Regions from separate parts of the Homo sapiens genome. Here region 2 is linked to region 1. Evidence: chromatin loops called from intact Hi-C (ENCODE). Cell type or tissue: heart left ventricle. All regions are shown on one strand.

Region 1 (8,000 bases):
TGTGAATTAAAGGTGATAGCTTTTGGCATCATCAGACCTTGCTAATTGATTGTTATGTGCATGATGCTGTACCTTGGCAATGGGGTGTCAGACACACGTAGGACATAAGAATCTTTCCTCTGGAAGCACGGTCTAGTAGAGAAGTTGAACGCATAACCCTCCTAATGCAGGATTCATGGAACCTGGGCAGTGTCAGAAGTGTGTACTAAAGCCTGATGCTGTGGAAAGGCAGAAGGAGGGGTTTCTTCTGACTCATGAACAGTGAGAGTTTCAGGGCAGAGTTGGCCCCTGAGGCAGGATTCCAAGTGTGTGGAGCAGTGTTGGCTGAAGCTGAGACGTGTGAGACAACATGTGGCTGCTGGAGCTTTAGTGGCACCGTCACATGGAGAGGTGGGAGCCAAAGTAAGGGTCCAGGGGCTCCACATGAAAGAAGGCATAGCAAATCCCATTGTTTTCCTGTTTGTGTTGGGGGGGTGGTGTGTGTGTGTATAAAATTAGAAACGAGAAAATCAGCTGTAATTACATGTTTTTCCTTTTTCCACCTGTATGATAAACTAGTATATATAAGAATTCATCTCTTTTGATATAAAATCCCCTCAAGCGTAAAATAAATTATATTTTCCAGTTACTTTCCAAAAATTAAATTTTCTGTCAACTGTTGTTTGATAAAATAGGGTTCAAGTTGAAACTTTGTGGCGATTTTTCCTTTAAATAAATGATTTTTTACTTTAAAGAAAATCTATTAAATCAAGAAATGTGCATGGATTGTGCTTTAGATTTAAGAGCAGGTTCTCTGTGGGGGTGGGAGTGTTGTAGGTTAGAGAGAGGGAATGTCCTCATATGATAAAATACTTGGCTTCATATTAAAGGCTTCCGTTTGGTCTTTGGCCTTTTCTCTTAGTAGTTCAGCCCACTGGGCTCCTCTCAGAAAAGAGGGACTGAGCCTGCCTGGGCCACAGAGACCCATGGGCATAGCAGCAGGCTGATCTTTATCAAGCCCTGCTGGGTGCCAGCATGGTGGCTGCAGGTGAAGCGTCCACTCCTCAGAGGTTCTGGCCCCTTCCCTCCCACAGCAGTTCACGCAGGTCCTGCATGGTAGGCACTGGTGTGGGGCTACCTGGGCTGGTGGGGACTGTGTTGGGGACAGAGAGCAGAAGGGACTCTGCCTTGCTCATTCACCAGATCTTGGTCTGGCTGCCCACAATCACAGGTTGAGGGTCACTGCAGAAGTGATGTGGTCTGGAGGGGCATGGCAAGGCTGGTGCCATGGTCAAGGTGGAGGCAACTTTGGTAGTCTTTGCGGCAGCCACTCATTGGTCCAGATGTGCCCTGTGATAGTGAGAATTACAAGCAGAAACCCTCCTGAGGGAGTGGCAAGGAGACTCTTCTGAGTTGTGCCTGGGAGCATTTTGAAGGCTTTTGGACAGTGAGATACTAAGGATTGAATGTAAGAACTAAAATGTGCACCTGTCTGGTTAGGCCTGATACTTCTAGTCAGCCTTTCTAAAATACTGCAGGTGTGCCTCCTCTGAGATTCAGCTGGGTAGGGGGAAAATAAGTGACACACAGCAAAAGACAGTTTAATTGTGAGTTTGGGCTAGAAAGGCTGTGTGGTGGGAGCCAGAGAAGGGAGAATCAGTGGTTTCACCAGCCCTCATTTTTCCTTCCTCTTGTCTTCTACCATGTCTTGCCCTCAACAAGTGCTCCATAGGAATTTAGTGAAGGAAGTGCCAGAGCACACTAGGGAACTCTCCCAGAGTGGCTGTGCTGAGGGAATGGACGGAGTGTTCTGGATAAGGGTCCCAGTTGCTTGGAAGTGCGCCCTCTGAGTGCCATTTAATGATACAAGTGCTGTCCTGGGTCAGGCCTGTCCTGGCCACCTCCCAGACACCTGCCTCTGATGATAGCAGTAAAGGATGCACATCGTCATGATAGGTAAGTTGTCCCACTTGATTTATAAGCTCAGGTTATATTGCGTGTGCCTCAGATTCTTTTTTATGTTATTTTTGTGATGAGGAAGAATCTGTGTTCAGAGTGCAGAATGGTGTACTGTGGAAGAAGGATGAGTGTGATCTGTGTGGCTTGGGTACCCTATGGGTGTCACCTTGTGCAAGCTGCTGGGAGACAGTGCCTTGAGGCCCTTCATTTCTAACACATCTACTCTCAGATGCCTCTAGAAGTGCTGCACATTTCATTGATGGGGGGAGAGGTTTAGGAAATGGCTGGGCGACAGCTTTGTGTAGAATATAAGCATGATTGCATGACGTGACCTTCAAGCTCTGAAATTCTAGAAGTATTTCTCTAAAGTTATGAATTCCCTTAGTGTGCTGCAGTTATGGACTGAATGTTTGTGTCTCCCAACCGCAAAATTCATATGTCGAAGTCCTGATCCCCAATGTGATGCTAATTGGAGATCCCTTTGGGAGGTAATTAGGTTTGGATGAGATTATGAGAGTGGGACCTTCATGATGGGATGCCCTTAGAAAAAGAAGAAATCCCTCTTTCTCTCCCCCCTCCCTCTTCCTCTCCCCCCTCCCTCTTCCTCCTTCTCTCCCTCTTTCCCTCTCTCTCCCACTACCCCCCTTCCTCTCTTCTTCCCTCTTCCTCTCTCCACAAGTGCGGCCACAAGGAAAGGTGTGTGAGCACGCTGGGAGAAGGGGGCCATCTGCAAACTAGGAAAAGAGCTCTCACCAGACACCGAATCTGCTGGTACCTTGATCTTGAACTTCCCAGGCTGTGAGAAAATAACTGTTGTTTAAGCCACCCAGTCTGTGGGATTTTCTTACAGCAGCCTGGTTGAAGACAAAACTATCAACAGACCAGACTCTGAATGGGATTCATGTTTAAGGGGTCTTTTGACAGGGCCTCCTGTGCCCTGCGCTTAGGGCTGTACAAGGCCTGAGGCGTCAGGGGCTGCTTTGATTCCCTGGTGCCTCATGTGGCACATATCCCCTGGGAAGGAGAGCCCGTGTCTCCTGCCAGGATGTTTCTGGCTGGCTGGACCAGGTGGGGAGCTGGGGCAGCCAGTAGTCTACTAGGGAAAGGGTGTCTGGTCAGCCGGGGACCCTGCCTCCCTCACCCACTGACCTCTTAGTGGGCAGCCACCGTTCTGGGTAGAGAAGGACTTAGTCTTTCTGAGTTAGCACTGCTCTTTTGCTATCATTACAGGGCAGGCATTGGGCCAGCCCCAGTGAGTCAAAGGATAGATATAACTGCAGCTGCTTCCAATATAGTTTGCTTGGAGTTCCCCTTTCATTTCCTGCAACTGAGTCAGCGGCTGGGTGGCTTAAGTTATCTGCTCTGTTGTGGCTGAATTTAGACCTGTCTTTGGGAATATCTTCAGGCTGCTTTTTAGCATGTACCAGCTGGCAAAGCAGATCGATTCTTTTCAGGGTTGTCTATCAGAGTGGGCCAATATTTAGGGTCTCATGGCATAGGTCCTATAATAGAACATCTTCAACTCACACTAAACCAAAGAGCCAAGAGAGACTCCTAACCCCTCCAGAAGGATGCATGCTGTCCAGAGAGTCTACTGTTGGATACATGTTTTACTTTGTTAATATTTTTCTTGTACAAGTAGTAGCTAAATACATCATCATGGTAAAGGATTCATAAATCTCTTTCACTATGTGCTGAAGGTAGGTGGACACTTTGTGCAGCCTTATTGCTGTACTTTGTCTGCATTAGCATAACGTGTACACCTTATTTTATTTTTTAAAACAAATCGAGTCATACCATAGTGGCTTGCTTTTTCTCACTTAGTATGTTTGGAGAGCTTTCCGTGCCAGTACATAGGTGTCACCTCACTGTTTTATAATAGAACAGTATTCCATAGCTTAGAATATACTTACAATTCATCTAAGCAGTCCCCTAATGATGGACATTTACTTTCTTTCAAAATTTCTACTCACACATAAAGCTTGTTTGCATGAAAATCTTCGTAAATATTTCTCTCCTCCCAGCATTAAAAGGAAAGGAGACTAGTCGCAGCAGTATCAGTTTCCAGAAGGATGACATCATTTTCCGAATAGTTTTGCATTCCTGCGTTCCTATTTGAAATAAGTGGAAGAAAAAAAAAAACCACTGCCCTGTACACTATCCAGCTCTGACTCCCTCAAAATGTGACTGCATTAGAAGTTTGGAAGAAGCATTTTGATGTGCTCTTGGTTTTAAGAAAGAAAGGGCCTCCTTCAGGGGGTAGAATTGCAACTTTAAGTAGAACTTCATGATACATGTTCTCCTAACACTGTAAGTTTCCTTCCTAACATTTACCATAACTTGAAGTTAGGTAATTACTTGCATACTTATCTGTTGAATACTGTAAGTTCATTTAGGGCAGGGACCATGTGTCCTTAAAACTTGATACATATCGGCCGGGCGCGGTGACTCATGCTTGTAATCCCAGCACTTTGGGAGGCCGACGTGGGCGGATCACGAGGTCAGGAGATCGAGACCACGGTGAAACCCTGTCTCTACTAAAAATACAAAAAATTAGCCAGGTGTGGTGGCGGGCGCCTGTAGTCCCAGCTACTCAGGAGGCTGAGGCAGGAGAATGGCGTGAACCCGGGAGGCGGAGCTTGCAGTGAGCCGAGATCGCGCCACTGCACTCCAGCCTGGGCGACAGAGCGAGACTCCGTCTCAAAAAAAAAGAAAAAAACTTGATACATAGAAGTATTAGGCAGCTCTCACATTGCTATGAAGAAATACCAGAGACTGGGTTATTTTTAAAGAAAAGTTTATGTGGCTCATGGTTTTGTGGGCTGTACAGGAAACCTAGTGGCTTCTGCTTGGCTTCTGGGGAGGCCTCGGGAAACACAGTCATGGCGGAAGGCAAACAGGGAGCAGGCACGTCTTATATGGCAGGAGCAGGAGCAAGAGAGAATGGGGGGAGGTGCTACACATTTCTAGTGGCTCACACCTGTAATCCCAGCACTTTGGGAGGCCAAGGCGAGCGGATCATGAGGTCAAGAGATCGAGACCATCCTGGCCAACGTGATGAAACTCCGTCTCTACTTAAAATACAAAAATTAGCTGGGTGTGGTGGCGCATGCCTGTAGTCCCAGCTACTTGGGAGGCTGAGACAGGAGAATCGCTTGAACGCGGGAGGCAGAGGTTGCAGTGAGCTGAGATCATGCCACTGTACTCCAGCCTGGCGACAGAGCGAGACTCCTTCTCAAAATATATAGACAGATAGATAAAACCTGAAAATAGGCCTTAGGACCTTCATGGACTCTAGGTTTGGATTAGCAACATCCCTTTAAAAAACCATGCAAACACCTTTTTTCTGCAGCTGGTTGCTTTCTTGGATTGCTTCCTTGTCAAACCCCTAACTGAGGCAGCGAGAGCTTGGTCCAAAGTGGAGAAAGGGAGGCAATTTGGGGGCATTTGCCCTGGCTAAGCTAGGAACTCTGGGCGAGGCAGGCCCCGCTGCATGCTGTGGGGTTTCTGGGGGCAGCAGGGAGACATTAGTTACTTGGGGAGAAGGGGGCCTAAAGAGAATCTACCATCTGCTTGGTACCAGGCACACCTAGTTCTGTGGGGGGTGAAAGGGGTGGTGGGGAGGGGACGCTGTTGTTTTTTAATAAATTCTCTATAAAGCTCACACTCCTTTTTAAAATATAAATATTTATATATGTATATTATATCATTATAAAGATAAAACTTACTGTAGAAAATATGGAAAATACAGAAGAGAAAATAGCAGTACATCTATAATACTACCAGGGATAACTACTATTCTTGAAAAACCAAACACTAAGTCAAGGCCATGTTACCATGTTCCTAAATTGTTGTACATGATTTTTTTTGTTGGCAGTGACATGGAATGTTGTGCACGTGTCAAAATTTAACTGTTTCACAAGTTTTGTAATATAAATAGCATTGTGAAGAACACTCCTGTACATAATAAACCACCTCTCTAAAGATCTCAGTATTTCAAGTGATTGTATAATTCTAATTACAAGGTCAAAGTATACATAGACATTTTTAAGATTTGACTGGTGTGGTTGGGTTGCCCTCTGGATAGACCCCCAATGGATACTTCTCCCCGCAGCTGAAGGAGTGGCTTTCCCCACAGCTGGCAAAAGTTAGTGGATTATCGTCCACAGCTTAATAGGTGAACAAAGGTGTGCCATTGTTTTAAGTCGCATTTATTCAGTTACGGCATTGAATGTTTTTTCGTATGTATTTTTTCCATTTATATAATTCTGTGAATTGTCTGTTCTTATCTTTTGCTTATTTTTCCAAGGGGATGTTGGTTTCTCAATGGGTTTTATTAACTATTTCTATGTTTCAAATATTTTCTAGCTAGCCTTTATTGTATTTTCTTTTCCGGTTGTCCGTTTCCTTTGAATTCTGTTTATGTTAAGCATTTTTGTTTTTTAATTTTTAATTTTTGTTGGTATGTAAAGGTATATATTCATGGGGTATGTGAGATATTTTGACACAGGCATACAATGTGTAATAATCACATCAGGAGAAATTGGGTATCCATCTCCTCAAGTATTTATCCTTCGTTACAAACAATCCAGTTGTACTCTTTCAGTTATCTTAAAATGTAAAATTAAATTATTATTGACTACAGTCACTCTATTGTGCCATCAAATACTGGATCTTATTCATTCTATTTTTATGCCCATTAACCATCCCCATTTCCCCTGACAGCCATCCCTCAGTAACCTTTACAGTATAAGTTTTGATAAGCAGAAGTTATTTTAAGTCATCAAAACTACCCATCTTTTAATTATTTCTTCAGTTGCATTATGATTAGACTGTCATAGCCCATCCTTAGGTCTATCAGTTTTTTAAAATGATCTTTAATGATTTTATTTGAACATTTACCTCTACAGTCTGTTTTGTTCTTTTGGTGCTATAAGTCAAGACTCTAGCTGATAATCCCCCCATTGTCATTTATTGAGGAACCCGTTCGTTATTCATTGATCCTTGATGATTTCCCAATCATATAGTCAACTCAAGTAAGTGAGCCTATTTTTGGGCTGTTTATATTGTTCCACTGGTCTATTAATTTTCATGAAAATACCAGACCATCCATTTTGTCACTGCTTTCATACTGGCTTGTTTTTAGATGTGAGTAGATACCTAGGTAAATTAAAGTTATAAAATATTAGAATCATGACAGGGAAACTGAAGCTCAGCAATCTAAGTGAGTGACTTGCTTGGCACCAATTGTCACATCGCCTTAGCAGATTAATTTCTCATAATATATCAGATATTTAAAAGGCTCTTGAATTATAGGAAGAGCATCATTATCAGCAGGATCCTTACTGGAAACTTGTCAGGCTATCTCACTATTGGACCTTTTAAAATATTGTAGTTATGAGGAACACTATTTTGATATATAATAAATATTTATTTGGTCTTTGGTTTCCCAGCACTCTGCTGATGAGGTCACTGATGGCAGTGGTCTCCTGGATAGCCTTGTGAGCCAGGCTTGTTGCCAAGGGAACCAACTATGTGATTAGAGGGTTGAGACTCTCAGCCCCAACCCCTGACCTCACGGGAGGGGAGAGGGCCTGAAGCCTGAGTTGATCACTAGTGGCTCATGATCTAATCAACCATGCCTGCATAGAAACCCAGGGAGAGGGTTCCGAGGGCATCCACGTTACATCCACGCTGGGAGGGTTGTGCATCCCAACTCCATGGGGACAGAAGCTCCTTCACTCAGGACCCTTCTGAACCTCGCTCTGTGTATCTCTTTACCTGTCTGTTCATTTGTATCCTTTAAAAGATCCTTTTTCGTAAATTGCCAATAGTAAGTAAAGGGTTTGCCTTAGTTTGTAAGTCACTCTAGCAAATGAATGAACCATAGGAAGGGGTTGTAGGAATCCTCAATTTATAGCTGGTTGGTCAGAAGTTCTATTACTGCTGTTCTTGTAATTGTGGGAAGCTGTAATAAATAATGGATGGGCTAAATAGAGTAGAAATGCTTTGAAAAAGATTACAACTTCCAGATCGGTTCAGAAAGTGGTGAATATTTCAGT
Region 2 (8,000 bases), 50 kb after region 1:
ACACCAGGAAGTCTCCAAGCCATTCCCACTCTCTGAACTCCAGTAGGGTCTGTGATGTCCCAGGCACCAGTACCAAGTTGGATGTGCAGATATGCATAGGCAGGTCCCATCCTTGAGGACTTCAGAGTCCAGTAAAAGGCAGCAGAAACATGGGCTGGTGCCTAAGAGGAGAAAGCGTAGCCACAGTAAAGGCTATGCCAGAAAACTCCTAGCAAATGCTCTGTGTTCTTGGGAGAGGGCACATTGTTTTTGTTTTCTCTCCTATAGTTCCTGTAACTGCTGGTTTTGAGAATATAGTAATCATTTTTCCCAGAGGCAGATGACCACCTTAAGGTTCTTTAGCTGCAAATCCTCTAGGTTGAAGTTTGTGTGAAATAGTCACAGTGATTTTGAATAGTAAGGAATCCAGTTGCCTTTTGAACCTTCCCTCACAGGGATGAGAGAACAAGCCTGTGGAGGTTGTGGAGCTACTGGTAAACAACTGTCAGGGCCCCAGAAGGCTGATGTGGAGGCCTGGGGATACATTTCATCTAATAAAAGTATTACTAGGTATCAGTATCAGTAATAAAAGTATTATAATAAAGTATCAGTAATAAAAGTATTATAATAAAAAGTATTATTAGGACAGGTAAACTCATCCATCTACTGTGAGCTGCTGGCTTGGAGAACGACTTTTGAGGAGCCAGTTTCCTGAGGAGAAATGCTTTTATAAAGCACTCATTGCTTTGTAAAAGGAGACAAAACTGATCCTAAATGACCACTCCAGGGTTGCTGATTTTGTTTCTGGCTCATGTCTGCCTAGTAAACCACCAGCAAGCTGCTGAACCAGGCTGGAAACAACATTGTTGCAACTGGGAGGGACATAGAGTACTGTGAAAGCAGCGTTCCAACACATCTTCACTTTTACAAAGGGATAGGCAGAGACTTCCAACATAGAGGTTCTTAAACTTCGAGGGGTTACAATCCCCTTGCAAATATTTTTATAGCTATGGACCCTCTCCTCAGATCTACAGCCAACATTTTCAGTGCACCTTAGGAGGTCATTTTAGTCCACGCCTCTGAAAAAGCTGCACTCCAACGGCTGAAGAGCAAGCCATACGGCCGAGAATGGGGCTCCCTTTGCCTTCATGAAAGCTACTTCCCCCAACACTAAGACTCAGCTGTACGTTTGCTTAGCTCAGTCACATTTACATTCTTCTGGGTGAACTGTACCTTTTGAGTACCTGCCTTCATTTTCTAGAATCAGACCTAACAAGGTCAGTAGAAGCCTGGGCAGCAGCAGGCCTGGAAAGACGAGGCAGCCAGCATGAACTGCTGTTCTCTCCCTGACCACAAGGCGTCGTCTTCCTCCAGGGTCAAGTAATTGTTCTTGTTCCGCCTCACAGGAATGTGGGGAGGAAGGACGTAACACTATAAAATGCTGCGTCCTACCTTAAACTTGTACTGTGAGAAAGCTGGAAACTTCCACCTGTACAGTGGGTCTGGTTTGCATGTTTAGTTTCATTTGTGGGAACTGCTTGTCCAAGAGTGAGCTCAGGTCAGGGCAGTTTGTGCCTATGAGAATTAGCTCAGCTATCAGGCAGGTTTTTAGACACCTTTTTAAAATGTGCTCGTGTTTGGTTTGTTTTGCTTACTGTCAGTCCTGGGTCAATCAAAGGTTTGTAAGGGTGAGAATTTTTATGCACTGCTATATCGCAAGTGCTTAAAACAGAGACTGGCCCAGATGAGGCATTCTTCAAATGTTTGTTGAAATGAATGGACAAACTCTTAGGATAAATCCTAATTTGTTGGCAACTGTTATTTGATTTTAGAAGGCAAACTGATTTTATTTTAGAGAGGGGAAGGGGAGGGGAGGCTCATTAGCCTCTTGGTAGAAAGAGGACTATTTCTGCAAATGAATAGGTTTCCACCTTAAGTAGTGACAGTCCTTAACTTCTTATTATGGAGTGAGTCTTGACCGCTTTCCAAGTTCAATAGAAGTTCAAGATTGCCTCTCAGTGATTAGGGAAATTGAAGCTTTTAAAGCTCCTGGTCTCAGTAATTCCTCAGAATAAACCTCTTTAAAAGGGATATTGATGGAAATGTACAATTACCAGTAATTGAGGTTTTATCTGAGGGGATGGAGATGATGAAATGGTTCCTTCTTGGAAGTTGTTGGCATTTTGGCTTTATTTTTCACAAATAAAGTGAAACCATTTAAAACGATTGACAACGATTATATAGTGCCATGTGGAATACAATAGATATTAATTTGTGGTTGGTTTTTCTGCCTGCTTTAAATGAAATGTATTATGTTTCTGGGTTCCTTTTTTAGCTGTAAAAATACTTCGTCACTAAAGCATGAAATTTAATCAGCAGTTGTTCTTCAAGTTCCTGAAAGCTATAAAAGTTTCTCATGACTTGAGTGGTTTTTTCCCTGCCCACCAGAGGAGAAAGCCCTTGTAGAATTCTGCAGTGTTACAAGTGTTCCCTACAAAAACTGAAACCATCAGCTCCTCTTTAACAAGTTGGCTTTTTAAAAGCACGTAATTACAATTTAATGGTATTCTGTAAAGTGGTGCTTTAGGCATAATTTAAATTCTTTTTAATGACTATATTTCTTCAAAACTTTGAAAGAAAAATGTGTTCTTTTTGCTGCATCCTTTGTAAGAAGACTGCCAACAGAGGAAAAAGGACTTTACAAATTAAGACCATCTTGGTTTCATTTCCACAAAGATGAGAACAAATCATGGTGTTAGGAAAGGATCCTTAGAAGAACACAAGAATTTGAAAGCCCTTGGTGGTTATCACTACTATATTTCATATTTCCACAGAAGTGACTTAGCCAAGCTCTGCATTTTGAGCCTGCTGACTTTCATTTAAAAGGAATGAAAGGCTGAAAATCCAGGCTGCTGTGTCTGTAGATAAAGGTCAAACCATGTTTGAGTTCTTCACTGTTGTGTCCACCTAAATAAAACTGAGTAAGTAATGAAAAATGTCTTAATATTTCTTGCCTTCCCTTTAGGGAGAGTCATTTCATGGAAGATGTAATGGGAGATGCATTCCAAAATGTCTTGAGGCTCATTGCTGTCTGCTGGAAACATAAAATTCCATAGGCTTCATGCTGCTTGCTAAAATCCAGCTGGCAGTGACTAAAGAAAGAGAGTCCTTGATTAAGGGCCCACAGATTCTGGAATTTCTAAAGCACAAATCACTTGCTTTCTGATTGAGGATTGTTTGCCTGGGCTTGGGAAAAAAAGATCAGCAACCATGTGCTACTAAACATGGGTTCTCCTGCTCACCTCTCTCAAGAGGAGGACTCCTTTGTACAATGGTTAGTACAGCTTACTATTGTGGGTAATCAGAGCCATGTGAAATTTTAGTGCCATTCCTGGCATATCACAAATATAGTAAATTCTCTCTAAGTGCTAGCTTTGACTATCTTGCTCACCAGCTATTCCCAGGGTGGCAACCCCAGGACCCTTGGATGTTGTATTAGTTTTCTATTGCTCCATAACAAATTAATGCAAACTTAGCAGCTTAAAGCAATACACATATATCATCTTGCAGTTTCCTGGGTCAGGAATCTGGACACAGCTCAGCTAGGTCCTGTGCTCAGGGATTCACAGTGCTACAGCCTAGTTGTGGAAGGTTGTATTCTCATCTGGAAGGTCAACTGGGGAAAGAGCTGCTTCAAAGCTGCCTCAGGTTGTTGGCAGAATTCATTTTGCCTAACTCAGAATCAACTGATTTGGGACCTTAATCACATCTGCTAAAACCCTCCACCTTTGCCATATTATCTTGGCTAGAATCAAGTCACAGGTCCTGCCCACACTCTTAAGTGGGAGTCATGGGGCTACACTACACTCTGTCAGCACAGATAACCTAAATCCTACCCAGTCTGTCTCAGAGACCTGTAGCTTTACCCCCTTAACAGTCTTCTGAGGCCGGCCTCTGTTCCCAGTGGTGTCATTCAGGCCCTTGTCTCTCCTGAATTCCTCTGATAGTCTTACTGTATCTAACCCAGCTAACACATTTTCTGTCTGTGGACTTTCTAGAATGCAGCAGTGATCATGCAAACTCTCCCTACCATTCCACCATCAGCACTTTTAAATCCCTTGGGACTCTTCGTGGCTTTCAGGACAAAGAACAACCTTGTTTCTTAGACCATACAAGGCCCCACCTCTTGAAGATCATCACATAGCCACTACTCTCCCTCTCATCTCTTACACAGCCTCGTGCACTGTTTCTTAAAAGCCTCTCTGCTTTCTCGGATGCTGTCTGTCCTCATCCGCCTCATACATTCTATTCAGAAGTCACCTCCAGCCTCCCCAGCAGGAAGTATTCGTGACCTGCCACTCCCTTTGTCCTGACTTAGATGCCCTCTGTGCTTGCTATTGCTCCTTGCCTCAGTGCTTAGCACTCTGCACTACGTTGATGGCTTTGTCTGTCTCCCCCTGTCTTGGAGGCCCCTTGAGGCTGGATGGTGCCTTCCACATCCCTGTGCTCCCAGCACCTGGCACACAGCCTGATGCCCATGTGCTGAGGGATTATTTAGACCCCCATCTGCCGCCATGAATGCCTTCTGAACATGTCCAGAGTGGGTGACAGCATCAGGTTAGAAGTGAATTCTTCCCCCAGGCCTTATCCATCTCTATCACGACGACTCCTACTTTGCCCAATTTGAAGTGGCCAAGTACAGCTCATCCTGTATTTCCTTCTCCTATTTTAGTAATTGAGGGCTTAACCTGAAGGCTTGCTGAAGCACTTCTAAGAAACTTCTCATGGTGGTGGTTTCTCCCCTCTGCACCCATGCTAATTTACATCTGAGTGGCCTCACTTTTCTAAGAGTTCTAACATTGACCAGCTTATTTGAACTCCACAGTTGGGTGTGCTATTGATCTGAGATACTTAATGCCATTGTGGTAAGAATAATGATGGCTTTTCTGTTCATAATTTGTGTCCACCCAGGGAAGATGTTTATGAAGTTTTCCCCCACCCCACATCCCCCTCCTACCATCACCCAGTGCTGAGAGCAGAGGAGGAAGGAGAGAAGCCAAGGTGGAGGCTACCGACCTGTGTCCCCCTTGATAAAACCAAATTACAGTAACTAAACTGCACATGAGACAATTTGCTGATCAGATCCTACCTCTTCTCCCCTCATATAATGCCAGTGTTCTGAATTCCCCTCTTTGAAAGAGGAGTGGAAAGGAAAGGCCCAAATGCTCCTCTGTGGTACACCAGAGACTGTGGAGACCCCTCAGGGGAAGGAGAAGCACACCAAGCCCATGAATGAGGAAAAGTCAAAATAAATCTTCCCAAGAGCCCTGTTCCATTATTGCAATGTACCTTTTCTCAGACACAAGGAAATGGAAACAACTAAAGTGTTACCAAAAAATCACTTCCAAATTCCCAGAAATGAAATTCACATTACCTCAGGAAGCAAAGAATCCAATAATAAAACCCAAGCTTTCATGGAAGATTCAGGAACGTAAAAGGCAATGTTCTCAAGGTAATTTCATAGGTAGAGACTCCTAAAGAGATTTGTCTCATTTGTTCATTTTGAATATCAGAACTGTTACAAAGGAAGCTTGTTTTTTTTTGAATGTTAGAAATTTCTTTATTATTACTTATTAAGCGCCAGCTTAATGCTGCAGAAAATTTCAAATTACCCTTGATAACCCACTTTCTTTTCTCCCACCCAAATTCTTGATCAAGAGTTTTTCAAGTAAAGACATGCTCTTCTCTCTTCTGTATAAAACTTTACGAAATAAAGGCAAAAGATTGTGTACATCTTGATGGAAAATGCTGCCCAGGGCTCTGGAGACGGTGGCTGCCCGGGCTCCCTTCACTGCCCAGGTCCTGAAAGACTCTTATTCATGAACTGTCTCTTCACAAAGCAAGTCCACCACTTGCTGGGTTTATCATTCTGAGGGTCGAAAACTTTCTCACAAAGTCTCAGTCCAGTCTCTTGCCTTAGCTGTTGTAAATAGGCTCTCATCACTTCATCTTCCTGTTTGTTTGCAGGTTTGGCATAAATTGCGTTAAGTAGAAAACCAGGCTTTCCAGGAATGGGAAAATTAGTGATTCCCAGTGTATACATTTCTTTCTCACCTTGGCTTTTGGAATTGCACTTTTGGAGTTTCTTCAGACATTCAGAAATGTAGAGAGTTATATATATCATTATATATTATCAAGGTCCTATCAGCTTCATTCTTAATTTCATAGTTTTTGAAGAAGATATTGGCCTTGAAGTAATAGATGCTTCATCCACAATATCTGTATCTTTTGTCTCTCTGGGGGCAGGTCGTTTGAATTGACTTCTGATAGGCAACAGTGCCTTGTTTCCGATGAGTTTGATGTCAGGATCCATGAGAGAAGAGTGGTAAGCCAGCATCTTGGCGGCGCCCGGGTTTCAACCCAGAGGAGCAGGATCGGAAGCATTGTTAAGTACAGAGGTCTTTGGAGTTCCTTATCATCTTTGTAAGTAACCCATGAGATAAGGGAAGCTTCATTTAAAAGAAATTACCCAAAACTATGGCTGTGGCAAAGAGAGCAGAAAGAAAAAAAAAAGAGTAAACATTAAAAAAAGAATAAGGGGCCGGGCCCAGTGGCTCATGCCTGTAATCCCAGCACTTTGGGAGGCTGAGGCAGGTGGGTCATGAGGTTAGGAGATCGAGACCATCCTGGGTAACAAGGTGAAACCCCGTCTCTACTAAAAATACAAAAAAAATTAGCCAGGCTTGGTGTCACGTGCCTGTAATCCCAGCTACTTGGGAGGCTGAGGCAGGAGAATCGCTTGAACCCAGGAGGCAGAGGTTGCAGTGAGCAGAGATCACGCCACTGCACTGCAGCCTAGGAGACAGAGCAAGACTCCGTCTCAAAAAAATAAAAATAATAATAAAAAAAGGGTGGTCTAGACACTCTGTCCAGTTGAATATGAGAGACGTATGTAAGTAATTTTAAATTTTCTAATAGCCACATAAATGAGTGAAATTAATGGTTATTTTAACCTAATATATCCAAAAGACTTCAACGTGTAATCAATATAAAAATATTGAGTTTCTTTTATTATACTTTAAGTTCTAGGGTACACGTGCACAACGTGCAGGTTTGTTACATATGTATACATGTGCCATGTTGGTGTGCTGCACCCATCAACTCGTCATTTACATCAGATATATTTCCTAATGCTATCCCTCCCGCCTACCCCCACCCCACAACATGCCCTGGTGTGTGATGTTCCCCTTCCTGTGTCCAGGTGTTCTCATTGTTCAATTCCCACCTATGAGTGAGAACATGCAGTGTTTGGTTTTTTGTCCTTGCAATAGTTTGCTGAGAATGATGGTTTCCAGCTTCATCCATGTCCCTACAAAGGACATGAACTCATCCTTTTTTATGGCTGCATAGTATTCCATGGTGTATATGTGCCACATTTTCTTAATCCAGTCTATCATTGTTGGACATTTGGGTTGGTTCCAAGTCTTTGCTGTTGTGAATAGTGCCACAGTAAACATACGTGTTCATGTGTCTTTGTAGCAGCATGATTTATAATCCTTTGGGTATATACCCAGTAATGGGATGGCTGGGTCAAATGGTATTTCTAGTTCTAGATCCTTGAGGAATCGCCACATTGTCTCCACAGTGGTTGAACTAGTTTACAGTCCCACCAACAGTGTAAAACTGTTCCTATTTCTCCACATCCTCTCCCGCACCTGTTGTTTCCTGACTTTGTAATGATCGCCATTCTAACTGGTGTGAGATGGTATCTCACTGTGGTTTTGATTTGCATTTCTCTGATGGCCAGTGATGATGAGCATTTTTTCACGTGTCTGTTGGCTGCATAAATGTCTTCTTTTGAGAAGTTTCTGTTCATATCCTTCACCCACTTTTTGATGGGGTTTCTTTTTCTTGTAAATTTGTTTGAGTTCTTTGTAGATTCTGGATAGTAGCCCTTTGTCAGATGGGTAGATTGCAAAAATTTTCTCCCATTCTGTAGGTTGCCTGTTCACTCTGATGGT

Evidence for each region. Peaks named below come from ENCODE experiments on the same cell type or tissue, not always from the same donor. Only the 100,000 strongest peaks of a DNase experiment are listed, where the experiment ranks them.
Region 2: it touches region 1 in a loop (2.5-fold over the local background); 12 of 110 quality-filtered maps call a loop at or near these places.

The regions. Positions count from the first base shown.
Region 1 is chr11:94,132,128-94,140,127 of GRCh38, forward strand. All of the region lies in intron 1 of PANX1 (pannexin 1), which reads left to right. Among named protein-coding and RNA genes, the nearest start is that of PANX1, 7.3 kb to the left of the region's middle. RefSeq lists enhancers at 1,106-1,605, 4,156-4,450. In heart left ventricle, no CTCF peak of the experiment used is centred here; DNase peaks (open chromatin) are centred at 1,829 and 3,174; H3K4me3 peaks cover 1,061 bases; H3K27ac peaks cover 3,731 bases.
Region 2 is chr11:94,182,622-94,190,621 of GRCh38, forward strand. It overlaps the pseudogene ARPC3P3. Among named protein-coding and RNA genes, the nearest start is that of PANX1, 58 kb to the left of the region's middle. In heart left ventricle, a CTCF peak has its summit at 1,333; a DNase peak (open chromatin) is centred at 1,320; H3K4me3 peaks cover 330 bases.